Linked DNA regions of Homo sapiens: region 1 is linked to region 2. A link is a loop called in an ENCODE intact Hi-C map of the cell type or tissue named here. Cell type or tissue: heart right ventricle. All regions are shown on one strand. Each heading gives the region's core, and the rest is flanking DNA. Links, peaks and the distances in the headings are about the cores only. Region 1 has its middle 280 kb from the start of LINC00348. Region 2 has its middle 13 kb from the start of DACH1.

The links. Hi-C counts contacts between places; a loop is a spot of excess contacts. Peaks named below come from ENCODE experiments on the same cell type or tissue, not always from the same donor. Only the 100,000 strongest peaks of a DNase experiment are listed, where the experiment ranks them.
Region 1: it touches region 2 in a loop (2.6-fold over the local background); 26 of 110 quality-filtered maps call a loop at or near these places.

Annotation. Positions count from the first base shown.
Region 1 is chr13:71,286,961-71,296,153 of GRCh38, reverse strand. No RefSeq gene overlaps it. Among named protein-coding and RNA genes, the nearest start is that of LINC00348, 280 kb to the right of the region's middle. RefSeq lists an enhancer at 4,676-4,965. In heart right ventricle, for the core only: no CTCF peak of the experiment used is centred there; a DNase peak (open chromatin) is centred at 5,053; H3K4me3 peaks cover 1,126 bases; H3K27ac peaks cover 1,803 bases.
Region 2 is chr13:71,875,776-71,884,968 of GRCh38, reverse strand. No RefSeq gene overlaps it. Among named protein-coding and RNA genes, the nearest start is that of DACH1, 13 kb to the right of the region's middle. RefSeq lists enhancers at 5,563-5,842, 7,258-7,758, 7,759-8,259, 8,879-8,928. In heart right ventricle, for the core only: a CTCF peak has its summit at 5,512 (motif pointing right); no DNase peak of the experiment used is centred there; H3K4me3 peaks cover 423 bases.

The DNA.
Region 1 (9,193 bases), core at 335-8,334, 590 kb after region 2:
CTCACCCACATCTCATGTTGAATTATAATTCCCAATGTTGCAGGTGGGGCCTAGTGGGAGGTGACTGGATCATGGGGATGGTTTCTAATGGTGTAGCACCATCCCCTGAGTGCTGTCTCATGATAGAGTTCTCACAAGATCTTGTTGTTTGAAAGTGTGTAGCACCTCTCCGTTTGCTCTTTCTCTCTCCTGCCAGCCATGTGGATACACACTTGCTTCCCCTTTGCTTTCCACTATGATTGTAAGTTTCCTGAGGCCTCCCCAGGAAGCAGAAGCCTGTACAATCTACAGAACAATGAGCTGATTAAACCTATTTTCTTTATAAATTACCCAGTCTCAGGTATGTCTTTATAGTAGTGTGAGAATGGACTAATACAGTGGGCCTTTGGAATTTACTCAGATGTCTCCAGAAGCCACCAAAGGGCCCAGCATAGATTAGAAGTGAATGAGCAATTGGTAAATGAAGAAAGAAAATGGATGAACAGATATATGAATGGGTGCAACCAGGTATATAGACCACTGACTTCCATCCTCAAAGCCCAGAATTCATCAGAATTCTGTCGCTCTTACAGCTGCCCTGTCTAAAATCCTATCCCTACATAGCAATATTGGAAGGAGGAAAAGAATTGGGAAATAAAAATAAGCTGATTCTTTTTGCTCAGTGTTGCTGAGCAGACTCCAAGAAGGCCCTCACCAGCCCTTTCCACTGTGCCCTAGCCCCCTTCCCTAAAGGACCTGGCTGTTGGGAAAAAGAGTACCTTGGTGCTGGAGGTGAGAAATCTGAGCAGAAGCATATAGCATTCATTACACATGGTTTGCCATAACGTACAGCAATATAAAAACTTTGTTGCAGTTTCGTCTACAGAAATTTCTAAGAGACTAAGGAAATGGTTGACATAGGAAAATACGCTTCAAAAGAAAGTAGTATAGCTACGTATCCTTTTTAAACTTTGAAAATTTAAAAGATAAATGGAAAACTTATTTGAACACACTCAACAACTATATATTTTGCAATTAAGTAAACTAAATGCCTTTAGAAAAATAAGAGGCGTGTGGAAATAATCAAGGCAATCTTCCCTAATTAAAGCCATTGTACTAAAAGTGCTTGATAGCTTCTTGATACCCTGATAGCTGCTCAGGGTAAATTTGAGTCTCTCCATTCCCTTTTTGTTTTAATCTTGGGGTATGTGCTCCAAAAATTATCATCAAACCCATTCTCCCTTTTATTTGTATAAGGTAATATATAGAATGGATTGATCTGGCCACATTACACACACACACACACACACACACACACACACACACATGCACATGAAATGCCGTAAATAATAATGACTTAACTGAAAAGAAGATCATTTCTTTCTAATAAAGTAAGTCTAATAAAAGTAGTCCACAGCTGACACAGCAGCCCCTTGCTGTCTTCCAGCTCTTTGCTTGGCCACCGTTAGCTATGGCTCTCACTGATCTAAGATGGCCAATGGAGCTTCCACCATCCCAATTGCATTTTAGTTATTAGAATGAACTAAGAAAAGGAGAAAGTGAGCACAGGTTTGTATTTTTCCTAAAGTGCTCTGTTCTTCTATATATAACTTATTGCCTGGAACTTAGTCACACTGTTATAGCTAGCTGCAAGGAAGTTTGTCCAGTATGCATATAGCTCAATATGTAAGGTCACTGGATGTTTGCTGACCACTCTATTAGGTGTACCTCTAGCTCTTTATTGTTTGGGGACTTACTAGACTAAATGAAAACTTATCTGTCTGAAACACACGCAGAAGAAAAGGAGCAGCAGGAACAGATGTAAAATAGGAAATTGTGCTCATTAGCTCATCATAATAGTAAGATTCTGCTGGGCATAAATAGTTAAGCCCCCTAACCTAGTAATATAAGAGTCCCTGGTTACCTTACCTGTTCCTACTTCTGCTCTCTATAGAAGCGCTACTTCCATTGTCTGCTCTTATCTCTTGCTCCACCCTTTTGGGTAGGTTCTTCCTTTTCCTGAGCTCTCCATGGCTATTTCTAAGGTGGGCAATAGAAAGCATCCTTAATTAAGCCCCCAAATATCCTGCAGCCCAATTCATTTCAGTGCAGTTTCAGGTACTATTAAAATTTCAACAGTAATAGGCAGGTGCAGTCCAAGCTTGTGGTTTCTTTTGGCTTTCAGATCTTGTAGTTTTTAAGCCTGATTGTACCTTGAGACCACTTAAAAGGATAGACTTGGGTGGGAAGACAACATACTTAATATGATATTTGCTTCTAGCTTGCTTCCCATTGTCTGACAAAGAACTATTCATGGAAGGTCTTTTTAAAAGCTTTAATACCAGTGATTAATCTCCTGCTAAGGCTGTTTCTTTGGAGTAAACTTACAAGGGTTTCAGTTTGGAATGCAGAGCACTTGTCTTTTTTTTTTTTTTAATTCTGAAAGGCTCCAAATTTAATGCTTTTACACTGCAGACGAGAGAGAGAGAGAATTCCTCCCTAACATCTCTGCCTGCAGATAAGCTGGATCAAAGTTGAGCTCATCTCTCCTAGAACTCTGTTGAAAGCAACAAGAAACAGCTAGCACAGACAACATTTTATTTTATTTTTTAACACTTTCCCTTAAGGGTATTTGATCTGCTTTCCTGACAGCCTTTTGTCTGCTTTCCAAAGTGTGGCAGACAGCATTTTGGCCAAATCTTTTATCAATGAAGTATGTATTGCCAGGTTCTCAGCCTAAAATATTGGGAACACATTTTAGGCTCCAATATTGTATTATTGCATGCCCATGAAACAGATTCTATGTACATTAGGATTGTGATAGTCTGGAAATAACAGAGACTTAGAAAGTAGATTCTTAAAAAATATGTAGATTTATTTTTCGCTTTGAGATGTCAAATAGTTCCTGGCTGATAGAAAAGACTCCAATGCCATCAAAAGCTTACATCTTTATCTTTATTCTGCACCATTCCTGTGAACTTATTGCTAAGTTCACTTGGAAGGCCAGTGGGGCTGCTGCAGTTCTGATCATTATGTCCACGTGGCAAACCACAAGAAGGAAGGTATTAAATAAGGTGACTTGGGAGGCCGAAGCAGGCAGATTGCAAGGTCAGAAGATCGAGACCATCCAGGCTAACACGGTGAAACCCCATCTCTACTAAAAATACAAACACAAAATTAGCCAGGCATAGTGGCAGGTGTCTGTAGTCCCAGCTACTCACGAGGCTGAGGCAGGAGAATGGCGTGAACCCAGGAGGCGAAGCTTGCAGTGAGCCGAGATCACACCACTACACTCCAGCCTGGGCGACAGAGCGAGACTCTGTCTCAAAAAATAAAAATAAAAATAAAAATAAATAAATAAATAAATAAATAAAGGTGGCTCCACTGGGAGGTAGCTCATTTAAAAAATCCTCATTTGTCTAAGTTGAATCATCTTGCTTAATAACCTTCCCAGTTGTCCTGTTACAGGGAGTTAGACAGGCATAAGCTGGGCAGGAGAGAGCTCTCCCCAACCCACAAGGAATGTTGGGTGCTGGTTCAGCAGTTATCACATCGCCTCTCTAAATGTGATAAATTGGCAGCTGGCACCAGGGAGAGACCATTTCCTGATGGTCCACACCTGTTGCACTAAAGTGTTAAATGAATGCAGATTCCAGGGAGAGGCAACTTACTGGGCATGTGCATTAAGAGACAAAATGGCAAAGTTGGACCTTCCTGGGACACACCACCAGAAAAGGGAAAAAAGCCGCAGATGGGCATGCATACAACTTCCTAAACACTGTGTGTACTTACCTCCCAAGCGTAAGGACACTGTTCATGTGGAAAGCCCACCATAAGGGAAGAATCATGGGGAAGGGACCAGCCTATCAAGTCCTAGGATCAAGGCGAAACATTACACCTGACTTTCACATGCCTGTTTGTGTCTTGTCCAAGCGTACTTTTCTTTCTTTCCTAGTCTAAAGCCTTTTAAAATAAACTTCCACTCCTGTTCTGAAACTTGCCTTGGTCTCTTTTTCTGCCTTATGCCCTCAGTCAAATTCTTTCTTCTGAGGAGGCAAGAATTGAGATTGCTGCAGATCCATACGGATTCGCTGCCAGTGACTCGATGCCTACTATCGGTAACATATTTGGTGCCTTAAGACTCAACTACTTGCACTGGTAACACATTTGGTGCTGTGAGACTCAGATATTTCTCACCCATAACAGTCCCACCCAACACTCACATACCAGTTTTCAGAATTTAGTCCTCTGGTTGGCAAAGTTCCAAGAGAGATTAGGAACTGTTGTCTTTTGTTCTAGATAGCAATATGTCCAACTAAAAATTGAGTTTCTGCTATTAAGGAAGAAGAAGAGAGACATAGTTGAGGTAGAAGACAGGAGTAAAATGAAAGCTAGATGTCTTCTTTTATTGTCTGGCTAAACCACTCCCTTTCTGAAAGGTCAATGTATGGTGTGATGTCCACAGAATCACAGCTAGGGACACTATCTATGTAATTTACAATACTTTAACATTTGAAAAGGGACACCATTTATATGCTGGAACAATAAATATAAACTAAGATCCTCCTGGGAAAATCAAGATATATAAGCACTGCTATCCTAGTTAAGAGAAACCTCACTAGCTCCTGTCATTTACCTTCTCAGTAACCTAAGGCTAATGTCAATGTTTCGGTAACAGACAGATTGCTGTTTCAGTAAACAGTGTTTCGGTAACAGTGAGGGACTAAGTGGCTAAGTTGGCTGGACTTCCTGGGTCAATAGGGACTTCCCTAAGGGGACTTTCCCCTAAGCCAAAAATAAGTCATAGCTGCAAGCTAAGGGATTGAAACTTCAACCAATCAAAGGGGACCTTCCCCTAAGCCAAAATGAGTCACAGCTGCAAGCTAAGGGATTGACACTTCAACCAATCATACAGGGAGTTTAAGCTCTAGCTGCAGCCTGATGTTTTTAACCAATCAAGCCTGCCAACCCACAAGCGGATTGAAAATAAGCTAATTCTATAGGATAGAAAAAGGAAAAGAGGAGGGGTCATAAGGGGATATAAGCATAAGACACCCAAGCCAAAAACGGCAACCTTTCCGGGTCTCCTTCCACCTCGTGGAAGCTTTACTTTCGCTTTCACTTTACTTTCACTTTAATAAATCTTGCTGCCACACACTCTTTGGGTGCACGCATTTCTCCAATTGAGCTGTAACACTCGCCGCTGAGGTCCATGGCTTCATTCCTTGAAGTCCATGAGATCACGAACCCTTTGAGAAAAAAACCTTCCATGAGGAGAAGACTTCTGGTCTCAACAGGAATAATATTAATAACCAATATTAGTAGACCAAACATGTTTGCAGATATCTTGTTTGCTGCCTTCCCCAAACGGCTGAAACATTTTGAAAACAAATGAAAACAACAACAACAAAAATAAAAGTTTTAGAAATAAGTTTATTTAACACAATAGTTAAACTAATTGCTCAAATTCAGAGTAGTGAAAGGCAAAGTCAGGATTTTATCTCCAGTAGTGGTCATTGCTCAAAAATACTGTAAGTAAAACTAACAATCCTTTGTTGACTGGGGCAGAAAAGTACAGTCAAAACAAACAATAGACCACCTAAGACCTGTGGGAAAAAGCTAAGAAATGTTGTTTGTTTGTTTTAGAAACTAGAACTCTCAAAAGCAACACGCACACTTGGGAATTTAGAAAGCCAAGAGGCATGTTCAGAAAACACCTGAGATGACCTTAACCTTTCAGGTTGGGCTGATATTTAGGCTCAGTGCAAGCTAGGCTAACTGTTGAAGGAGTATCCCAGTGAGAGGTGAAGCCAGCTGGGCTTCTGGGTTGGGTGGGGACTTGGAGAACTTTTCTGTCTAGCTAAAGGATGGTAAACACACCAATCAGCACTCTGTGTCTAGCTAAATGTTTGTAAACACACCAATCAGCACTCTGTAAAAACGGACAAATCAGCACTCTGTGTGTAGCTAAAGGTTTGTAAATGCACCAATCAGCATTTTGTAAAAACGGACCAGTCAGCACTCTGTAAAATGGACCAATCAGCAGGGCATGGGAGGGGCCAAATAAGGGAATAAATGTTGGCCATCCCAGCCAGCAGCAGCAACCCGCTGGGGTCTGCTTCCACACTGTGGAAGCTTTGTTCTTTTGTTCTTTATAATAAATCTTGCTGCTGCTCACTCTTTGGGTCTGCACTAGCTTTATAAGCTGTAAAACTCACTGCGAAGGTCTGAGGCTTCACTCCTGAAGTAGGCGGGACCATGAACCCACCAGGAGGAACAAACAACTCCAGACGCGCCACCTTTAAGAGCTGCAACACTAACTGCGAAGGTCTGCGGCTTCATTCCTGAAGTCAGCGAGACCACACACCCACCAGAAGGAAGAAACTCCAGACACATCTGAACATCAGAAGGAATAAACTCTGGACACACCATCTTTAAGAATTGTAACACTTACTGTGAGGGTCTGCAGCTTCATTCTTAAAGTCAGCGAGACCAAGAACCCACCGGAAGGAACCAATTCTGGACACACAAGCATGGAGATAATGTGCAAAGACTGGCAGAGGTCTGTCTGTCTTTTTCTTTTTTTTTGTGTCCCTTCCCTTCCCTTCTCTTTCTTTCCTTTTTCATTCATTCTTTCCTTTTTCATTCATTCTATTTCTTTTCTTTCTCTCTTTCTCCTTCCTTCCTTTCTTCCTATTGGCTCCTTGCCTTCAAAGACATCTCTGTGAAAGCACTAGCTGAACACAAGCTATGCAGAAGAGATGTCAACACTTTACATGATCAGAAATGAAGTTTTTACAGGAATAGTTTGGGTAGGTCACTTTTCAGGTAGCAGACCCTGAGGAAGAGGGAAAATCTGAGTTCCAGAGTTGCTACATTGTAAGATTTAAATGCTCAATTTTAAACAAAATAAATCACAAGGCATACAAAGAAACGGGAGTCTATGCCTTATTCTAAGGAATGAAGTAAATTTACAAAATTCATTCCTATAGAAGTCCAGTCATTAGACTTACTAGGCCAAAAATTTAAAACAACTATTTTAAGTGTGCTCAAAGAGCTAAAGAAACACATGCATAAGGAAATAAAGAAAATCAGAAAAACAAGATATTTACAAAATTAGAATCTCAATAAAGAGAAATTATAAAGAAAAGCCAAACAGAAATTATGGGGCTGAAAGGTATAATAATGGAAATAAAAATTTTACTATAGGGGTTCAACAGAAAATTTGAGCCAGTAGAAGAAAGAATCAATGAATAAGAATGAAATAATTCTTGAGAATAAGCCCATTGAAATTATTGATTCAAGAACAGAAAAAAAAAGAATGAAGAAAGGTGAACAGTGCCAAACAGGCTTGTGGGAGATCATCAAATGGAATAACATACATATTGTGGGAACAGCAGAAAGAGAGGAGACAGAGAAAGGGGTATAAAGGATATTTGAAGAAAAGTTGCCAAAATCCCTTGAAATTGATGAAAGATACGACAATATACATCCAAGAAGCTCAATGAACTCTAAGCAGCAAAACTCAGGGAGTTTATCAACAATGAATGGAAAACTGAAAAATTCACCAATATATGGAAATTAAAGAACACACTCTCAAACAACCAACAGGTCAAAGAAAAACTCACAAGAGAAATGAGAAAATACATAGAGATAAATGAAAATGAAAATGAAAATATACCATACTAAAACTTTGGGATGCAAAAAAGTAATGTTCAGAGGAAAATTTCTAAGTGTGAGCACCACATTGAATATTTTCAAATCAGTAAGCTAACTTTACACCTTAAGAGGAAGAAAAAGAGGAACAAATTAAATCCAAAGATGGCAAAAGAAAGGAAACTTTAAAAAATAGCATGATTTAAAGAGGGAATAGAAAAAAAGAGAAAATCGATGAAACAAAATGCTGGTTTTTCTAAAAGATAAAAGAGAATTGACAAACCTTTAGCTACATAGATTAAGGAAAACAACAAAAATAACTAAAATCAGAAATGAAAGTGAGGACATTACTACTTACCTTAAAAGTAAAAAGTATTTTTAAAAAAGAGCATCAACAATTGTACGAGAACAAATTAGATAACTTGATGAAATGGCCAAATTCCTAGAGACGTACACATTATCTAAACTGACACAATATGAAAACAACAGACAAATAGTATGGAAATAGACAAACATGTAAATGTTTAGTGGATTTTTAACAAAGTTGATAAGATTATGCAAAAGGGAAAGGATGGTGTTAAAGTGACACAGTGCTTAAAAAATGGAATAGTCACTTAAAAATTAAACCCTTAATTTATAGTATACACCAAAAAATTCAAAATTGATCATAGAACCAAAGATGAAAACTAAAAGTTAAAAATTTCTAGGAGGAAATCTACAGAATCACAGCATAAAATTTTTAAGAATTTGATTTGGGGAGGTGGCAGAGAAAGATGGCCAGATGAAAGCCTCCACTGATCATCTCCCCTCAGGAAAACCAAACTGAACAACTATCCACACAGAAAAGCAACTTCATGAGAACCAAAAACCAGATGAGCAATTACAATGCCTGGTTTTAACTTTGTATTACTGAAAGAGGCACTGAAGACGGTAGGAAAGACAGTCTTGAATTGTGGACACAACCCCTCCTTCATCCTGTGGCATTGGCCACATGGTACAAAGAGAATGTCTGCACCTTGTGGGAGAGAAAGCGCAGTGACTGTGGGACCTTGCTTTGCAACTCAGTGCTGCTCTGTCACAGCAGAAAGCAACATGAAGCAGAACTCAGCTGGCACAAAGGTAGCTTTTAGACCAACCATAGCCAGAAGGAAATTGCAGATTGCAGTGGTTGGAGCCTGAGTTTCAGTAAGCCTTGCTACTACTATGGGCTAAAGTGCTTTGGGATTGTAAATAAACCTGAAAGGCAGTCTAAGCCACAGGGACTGCAATTCTTGGACAAGTTCTGGTGCTGCACTGGGCTTGACCCCTGTGGGCTTGGGGTCATATCACCCAGTGAGGCACCAGCCTGAGCAGCCAAGAAAGTGCTTTTTTGACCCCTCCTCCAACCCCAGGCAGCACAGCTCACAGCTCTTGGAAAGCCACCTTCCTTCTACTTGAGGAGAGGAAAGAGTAAAGAAAACTTTGTCTTGCAACTTGGATACCAGCTCATCCACAGTAGGATAAAACACCAGGCAAGCCTTGAGGTCCCTATTCCAGGTCCTAACTCCTGGATGTCAAT
Region 2 (9,193 bases), core at 770-8,769:
CAGATGGTTGTCTCATTGTATTCTCACATGGCCTTCCTTGGTGCTTGCTAGAGAGACATAGAGAAATAGAGACAGAAAATCTCTTCCTCTTGTTATGAATCCACCAATTGTATTGGATTAGGACCCTATCCTTATGAGCATATTTAACTTTACTTCCTAAAAGCCCTATTTCTCAATACAGTCACATTGAGGGTTAATGTTTCAGCATAAGAATTTGGGGCAGGGACCATAACTCAGTCCATAGCACCTAAGAATGTGTTGCATATGTCCACCGGTTAACATATGCAAGATTCACAACCAACACAACTGCCTGGTGAAACCCCAGCCCCATTGTGATGGCAGTCTCCTAATGACCAGACAAATCATGAAGCAATCACAGAAAACACAACCCAGCTGAATTGACCCAGACCAGAAGCGTCATCCCAGACCTCACACAAAAGAATAAGCTAAATCAAATGTGATTTTTTTAAGCTGCTAAATTCTGGATTGTACGTTTATGCAGAAAGAGCTAACTGATATAATAGGCTAGATATTTGAAATATCTCTGAATTTACACATGCTTCAAATTTATCCAAATTGAATCCAGTGAACAAGTGCTTATTATATGCATATATGTCTTTTTCTGTAATTATATAGGACAAAATCCCCTACTCTCTAGCTGGTGAGATAAAAAAAAAATGAGATACAAACTAATTCAAAATGTAAATGACTAAAGATGGAAACAGTAGTTCAAGGCAATATTTTAATAGATTTTACAAGACAATGGATTACTCATAGCTACATAATGGATAAAATAAATGATAAAAGAGAAGTGTTTAGACTGAGATTATCAGGAAAGTTCTTAAAGATGAGGTAGAATATAATTATTTAAATCATTTATACTTTGATATTTTATTCATTTAAAATTTATCTGGTCATTCAGGTGAAGTTTAACTGTTTCCCAAAAAGCAAAGTTCAATGTGAGGATTGTCATATATTAGGCAATATGCTAAACCCTGTAAATTAAAATATGATTGATACTTGTTCCCTGTAATTAATGAAGACTGATACCATATATGATAACAAATTAAAAATAGAGGTAAGTATCCCATAGAAGTGGGATAGTTACGTCTTTCATTGGTTTAGAGCATCCTTTTTTATTTCTTTTTTAACTTTTAAGTTCAGGGGTACATGTGCAGGTTTGTTACATAGGTAAACTTGTGTCATGGGGGTTTGTTGTATAGATTATTTCATCACCCAGGTATTAAGCCTAGTGCCTATTAGTTATTTTTCCTGATCCTCTCTCTCCTCCCATCCTCCACCCTCTGATAGGCCCCAGTGTGTGGTGTTCCTCACTATGCGTTCGTGAGTTTTCATCATTTAGCTCCTCCTTAGAAGTGGGAGCATGCAGTATTTGTTCCTGTGTTAGTTTGTTAACGATAATGGCCTCCAGCTCCATCCATGTCCCTGCAAAAGACATAATCTCATTCTTTTTTATGGCTGCATAGTATTCCATGGTGCATATGTATCACTTTCGTTGAGGGATGTCCTAAAGGGTAAAAAATCATTAGGTAAGCAAATAAATATTGGAGGATATAGTCAGAACCAAACCCCAAACATGTGAAATAACACAGTATAGTCATACTACTTGAAGTAGGTCGTTTCTTATTCAATAAACATGGAGGAACATCTTTATTTCAATCTCTGTACTAGAAAGAAAATACAATAAAGAATAAAATAGAAATGGTCCAAAGGAACTCTTACCAATGCGGATAGTCACACAATAAAAAAGCAAACAAACTAAGGTAAAATTACAAGTTAAAAATAATGCGGCCAGGCGCGGCAGCTCACCCCTGTAATCCCAGCACTTTGGAAGGTCGAGACAGGCGGATCACGAGGTCAGGAGTTCAAGACCAGCCTGACCAACATGGCGAAACCCCGTCTCTACTAAAAATACAAAAATTAGCTGGGCATGGTGGCACGTGCCTGTAATCCCAGCTACTCAGGAGGCTGAGGCAGGAGAATCACTTGAACCTGGGAGGCAGAGGTTGCAGTGAGCTGAGATCATACCACTGCACTCCAGCCTGGGCGACAGAGCAAGAATCTGTCTCAAAAAAGAAATTAAAAAAAATTATGCCATGAAGAAAAAGACCAGAGTGCTGTTCAAAGTCTAATGAGAAGCGATTGAAGTATTTTCACCAGAAGAGTAGCATGATTTAATTTGACAAATTTAGCACTTTAGACTTTCTAAGATAAAAATTATAACTGGAGCTGAATTGTGTCCCCTCAAGATTTATAAGTTGAATCCCTAACCACTACCTCCAAATGTGACTGTATTTGGAGACAGGGCTTTTAAAGAGGTAGGTAAGTTAAGATGAAGTCCTTAGGGTAGGCCCTAATCCAACCTGACTGATGTCCTTATTAGGATGCTTAGAGAGACACCAGGGGCATCTACAGAAGAAAGACCATGTGAAGACACAGCAGCAAAGTAGCCATCTGCAAGCCAAGGAAAGAGCCCTCTGGAAGAAACTGAACCTGCTGACACCTTGAGATTGGACTTCTAGCCTCCAAAACTGTAAAAAATGTTTCTGTTGCTTAAGTCAGTAGTACTTTGTTACTGTAGCCCTAGCAAACTGGTTATTGATTTCTTTCTGTCTGCTAGCTAGCTAGCTATTTAAAACAGGTCAACAAATGGTCACAAAGTAGAGATAATAATAACAAAATAAATATTAGACCTGGAGAGTATCCAAATACAAAAACAGGAAAGATAAAGTCTCCTAGGTCAGGCTTAGTCCTAATTTGAACTTCATGCTGGAGGTGAAGGAGTACCATTGAAGAGTTTTAGTATATAGACTTCATGACCTATATTCAAGATTTATATTGAAAGTGGTACTCTCAAGCTCCACTATAAATCTGGAAATAATGTGGATGGATGAAGGGAAGGACTGGGAAAGGGAGTCAGCTCAGAGACTCTAGGAACAGTCCAATCAAGAAATGGTGAAAACCTGATGATCTTAAACTTCCCTGTTGCAATAGGAAGAGTGTCAATAGAGAATATACATCTCTCGTTTGAAGAATTGGGTTTAGTATTTAAGAAAGTTTTGGAATTATCACTGAGAGGAAGGAGCGATGGAGCTGATTAAGGACACATAAAAAGATGGTTGAATGGCTCTCCACTCATATAGGAGATCATACATTCTTCCTGATTGTATAGTATTCTTCCTGGTGTCTGGTGACTTGTCCATCTAGCACTTCTCACTCTTTCACCTGGAAAAGTCTTTTCCTTCCGAAAAATTTCTGTCTCCCATGCTAGGAATCTCCCTCAAATTTGAGCTTCAATGCTGTTTAATTACTCTGCCCCAGTGGTCGCACTGATTGAGCTGAGTGGAGCATCTGCCCCAAGCTGAACCAATCCTAAGGCCTAAATGATCACTGATAACTAACATATTCAGAACTAGTCATTATTCTAAGTTCTGCATAGTAATTCATTTAATCATCATAGCGATGCAATGAAGTAGGTACAATTATCATTTCCTTTTATTCATATAAGAAAATTCAGGCACTGGGATGTAAACTTGTCCCAAGTCACAAATAGACCAGGTTTTACATTCCAGGAATCTGGTTTCACATTCCACACATTCTTAACCACTACCCGATAATGCCCTTGATCAGTTTCTTCATCCAGAAATATGCACCTCTTCCAAGATGACCCAATAAGAATTCTTCCTTGGATTTGTGTCTTTGGGTGCTGGAGTTAGAAGCAGTGTGCATGATTGCTTCTAGAAACTATGAATCCAGTTGTTTAGAACCCAAACTGAGGAACTGAAGAAGACACCTTGACAAACGTGTCTTCAGAAATCAGAGATGATATGAGGAGACGTTTGAATCTCTGGTCAAAGTTATCCCTGAGACCAACTGAAGCCGTGACTTCTATTGATGTGATGATGTGAGCTGATTCAGACCCTTTCTAGATGAACTGGCTTAAATTTTAAAGCTTGCAACTAAGAGTCATGAGTAATCAAGGATACAATTCTGCATAACTGTGGGAGAGTGTTTAGCAATGCTCAGTCATCCAGTGGGATGGCAGATAGCTGTTACTGCTGGCTGGGAATTCACCAGGCAGTTGTGTTAGGAAGACAGGAGCGCAAATAAGTTGAACATGTGAAAAATAATCAGGTGAGAAAATAAGTGAGGACAGAAGGGAGTGGTATCCTTGGGGAAAAGAAAGCAGACTGTGGAGTAGGCTTGGGCAAGTAATTTAATCAGCCAAACTTTAGATGCCTCATTTTCTTACTGGGATAAGACAAATTGCCTATCTTTCTTATGTATTACGAGGATTAGATGAGATAATCCATATAAACTATCTAGCACAGTGCTCACACAGTGCTTGGTACATAGTAATCCATAATATAGTTGTTGTTGAGATTAAGTGGCCAATGGTATGGGAAAATGGATTCGCAGAGAAGGGGATGTTTGAGCGATACTGAGGATCAATGAAGTCAGTTAGATAAGAGGATGCAAATAATCTCCCTTCTCTTATGCCTCCATGCCTACTTGTTCATCCCCTAACTTGCAATACAGGTGATACTAGACTCTCCTACACACATTCCATAGAGGCTAAAGTCATAGTTTAAATAATGCACATAGATGATCTCAGTGATAAAATCTAAGTAATATACAAAGTTAATAAAGACAAAAAAATCCAAAACACTGTTAAGCATTTCTATTTTACGTTTTTCTTTGCAACCAACATAGTTAATTATTAAAACATTAATATAAATGTAATTGCATCATCAGTGATGAAATCTCTCTCCTGCCTGTAACAAATGCGATATCAGCTTGTACTTTGCAATAAGTGATGAAGAAACTTCCAGATGGAGAGGTTTAATTTGTGAGATTCTCCCTAGTCTATTCGCATTGGCTTTAACTTTCATTTTAAATTACAGAGAGAATTCCCAAAATTTCAAATAGCCCCAAGAGATCTGGTGAAATAGCTAATCTCTTTCTACGAGCATGCTAACAAAAGCAATTTCTTACGGAGCTATGTGCTACCCAGTGGGACTGATAATGAATCTGCATTATGGTAACCTTTATAGGAAGGGAAGATAAGAAGACCTTTTGGGGAGGTGTATTTATTAGGTGGTGAATGTGTCTCTCCGCATGTGGATTTTTCTGTTTAGATCCATTTTTCACTCAACTATGCCAAGACCTTCTATCTTTCAGTTTTTGGAACACCTCTGAATTTATACAGCCGATTCTATTACATATCACAGTGTCACAGTGTCAATAAATATCAAACACCAACATGCTGTATAGCTTGCTCACTGTTCCATTGCTCTCATTTTGAAAAAGCAACCACATTTACATAGATCATTGTGGGCTTTATACTAATTTCCCCCTAAGATTTATAGAGTTCAAGCTTCTGCTCACACAGAGTTCTGTGATTATTTATTTATTTGTTTATTTATAAATTGGAGGTAGGGGAGCAGAACTTGCCTGTTGTCACCCAAATATAAAAAAGCGGCATTTACTGGGAGTCTCCTACAGAGGGCACCTTCACCTTATTGGAAACCCAACGGAAAGAGAAACTCAGTGGTTACCAGAATAGTAACTAAACCTTAAAGGCAGAAGCACACGCTTGCTTTGCTAACCAGTTTTCTTCTCTATGGTATCTTTGTTACCTTATCTTTAATGGAAAAGAGCTGGCACCCTTTGTATAATCATTCATAGATTCAGGCCAGTAACACTACCTTATTATTATGTTCAGCTTGCTTGTGGGTGAGCTGGAGACAGCTGTTCATATTGCCTAAGAGGCAACAGATCAATGAAAGGAAGGGAAGGACAAGTTTTGAGCTGCCTTTTTGCAACAATGTCCTTTATACAACAGAGGATATTTTTAAAGCATTGTATTGGAAAACAAAGGCTGATAATAAAGTATAATGTTTACATAACAAACCTTTGCTGTGTTGTTATGATTAGCAAGTGCTTTTAGACTAAAACTACTTAAATGGAAACAAAAAATATATATTTTTGGATAAAAAAAATGCCATGCATTATAGACTATAAATCTAAGAAAGTAATTGCTATTTAGAAAATTCTGAAAATAGGCATGTGTGAGCAAGTATGTGTGTGTACAAGTAGTGTGTTTCTGAGTGTGTGTGTGTGGCATAGAAAGCAATTCCTTGAAACTGTTTCTTTGTAGCTAAATTATTAAAAGATATTTTGTGATCATATTTTTAAAATAAGAGACTATACTCTAAAAAATATAAGTACATATTCATAGAAATTATTCTTTAAAATTTTTTTCAATATAAATTAAGTGCCATATACATTTAGAGGGCTTGACATATAACATTAATCTGATGTTGATTTTTGAATGTCTTATGTTTTATAATAGCTAATAATATTAATATACATAAACTCAAGATGTGTAAACAACACTTTATGTATTTACCTTTGACAATTCCTGATTAGGGGGCTTCCTGTGGAAATTCAACAAGTAGTAGTCAGATTTACTAGAAGAATATTTTGAAATTTTGCCTAAGAAAACTTATCAAAATACTGATGATGATTATTCCTGAATGTTAAGGTTAAAAGAAACATACAAGACATAAGTTTGTCTCTTTACATTTGCATACAAAATACTATTTGTTTAGTTGCTGAATGTACCATCTAATACCTATTATATTTACAATGAAGCTCATCAATTATAGATTAATTATATATTTAATTATATATTTATATTTACTATATTTATATATAATATAATATAAATATATATTATATATTATATATTATATGTAATATAATATAAATATATATATTTATAGCTATAATTTATATATATAATATAAATTATAGATATATATCTATAATTAGATATAGATATAGATATAAATTACAGATATAGATATAATTATAGATATATATAATTATAGATATATATAAATAATAGATATAACATAAATATATAAATTATATTAATTATATAAATAGAATTTCATATTCGGTGCTTAGAAGTAATTTAACTACCAATTGCTACTATAGGCATAAAACATTTGGGTACATTTCTGCTTTCTTTTAAGTTTAGCTTGAAATATACTACAATTAAGTATAAGTGCATTTTAGCTACTGAAATTAGTTTGACCTTACATCTTTTTTAATGCTTTAAGAAGTCAAGGCCTACAGCTTCCTATTAGGACCAAATGTTCAGATTATTGGAAATTTAGTTCTTCTTTAGTAATCACAATTATTAATTTGTCAACCAAATCACTTGCATAAAAACATAACAGAGAACAGCCTGGTAAGCATGTATTTAAATTTATGCTAATGCTATTATCAATGTGTTTCAAAAATCAGTTAAATTAGTTTCTGTGGGAAAAAGACCCATTTTCTAGTTCAGCTGAGTTTGTTGCCTTGTCTGAGAAAATGCCTAGAAATGCTGCATCCACCTGCCCATGCATTCCCGCCTCATTGTTGACATTTCCCGGTGTTTAGTGGTTTCTACCACTTTGTTGCATTCCAGAGCTCGAGGCACTTCTTTGAAGATGCAAGGCCATTCAAGTCTTCCTTACTTTGCAGCTTCACTCTAAAGGGAGAGTAAATGAACAAGCCACGCAGTTCAGACAATTTAAATGTGGCAGCAGGAGGGCATGCGATTGCTCTGTTAGGAAGAGCTGTGAGTGATCCCTGAATCATCTGGGAAACAAGTAGAAAGTGACCTTTCTTGAAATCAGGATGAAAAAAGATCGGAGAAAGAGGCTGAATAGTCCCATATGGAAAGCAGACTGAGGTTGGTAAGAGACTATAGAAAAGTGTTTATGGAATCAACTGCTGGCTCAATTGCTGGCTCATTGCCTGATTTTGCAGCACACTCCAACAGGTAGGTGATTTTTACTGGTGGATGCTGCCATTTTCTAACCAGAGGAAACCAGATCACGAAAGTCAAAGAACCACAAGGCTTTGTGCAGTTTGACTTTCTAACATCACATACAAGTGAAGTATTTCTCAAGATCTCAAAAGGTCTTGTCCCTGAAATAACAGTTGCACAAGTTTTTTGTTTGTTTGCTTCCTTCATCCCCATTATGTTGCACTGTAGCATATCAGTGCATTCATCTAAGTAGCCACTGAGAACACATCAGTAGCTCTATTATTTGAGCACTCTGAGATCTGTTATACAGAAATAGAAACAGAGAATCATGAGTTTAGACCCAACTGTGCCTCTCTATTATTTTTTCAATTCTCTTACATATGAAATGAAATAAAAATATTTCCCCCTTTTACCTCAGAAAGTTTTTTTTTGAGGGTAGTTGGGAGAATAAATCAATGAGGACTTGATTTTAAACCAATACCTGACTTAAGCCTTAACTAGCTGTGAGTACAAAGGGACATTCTCATATACTGCTAATTGTCAATTTTCTCTTTTGCAAGATCAGGAGTGATATATAGGGATGAATCTGTTGAGCTCACAGTGAGAGGCAGACTACAGTTCTATCCTGACAGTGTTACTGAGATTGCCTCAGATCTTGAGGGGAAGGATCGGAAAGCCATTTGTGATGTCTGACATGGTCACAGGGGAAATGGTAGCATGAGATCTGCAATGTTAGGATTAGATGATCTTCCAGGCTCCACTAACACAAAATTTCAATGATGTTATGGTAATAAGACTCAACAGAAATAATGTACAGTAAAGGCTGATAGGGACGAATGTCTTTTTCTCCTTTGCATCCTCAGCAACTAGCATATGGTCGGTGCACAAAAATAAGTATGCTTTATATAACAGAGACTGCTATGTACGTTAAAGTGATGGTGATGTTATAGTAAACAACTTTACAAATTGTTGCACATATGCACGCTTACTCACATTTGGTAGGTAGAATTTCACACACGAATCTACTTTTCTTCCTCCTCTGCAGTAGCACTTCAAGATGTACTCTCACTTATATTTTCAGTCTTGGTGAAGACTCTCTAATGGCTCCTCTGATGACTAAGAAAAGAAGATTCTTTTCTAAATGGGTCCCAAATACAAGCCATAGTTACAGGCCTACGATTCTTTTCTCCAGCTATTTCAGACCCAGTTTCTTAGCATTTCGGATTTTTTGCCCTAAGAAGTGTCCTAAATTCATTGTATATTAGGACAGAATTGAATGAGCATATCTAAAATTTTGCTACTTATCAATATCTTGTTCTGAATCAAACAATATATCATTTGGAG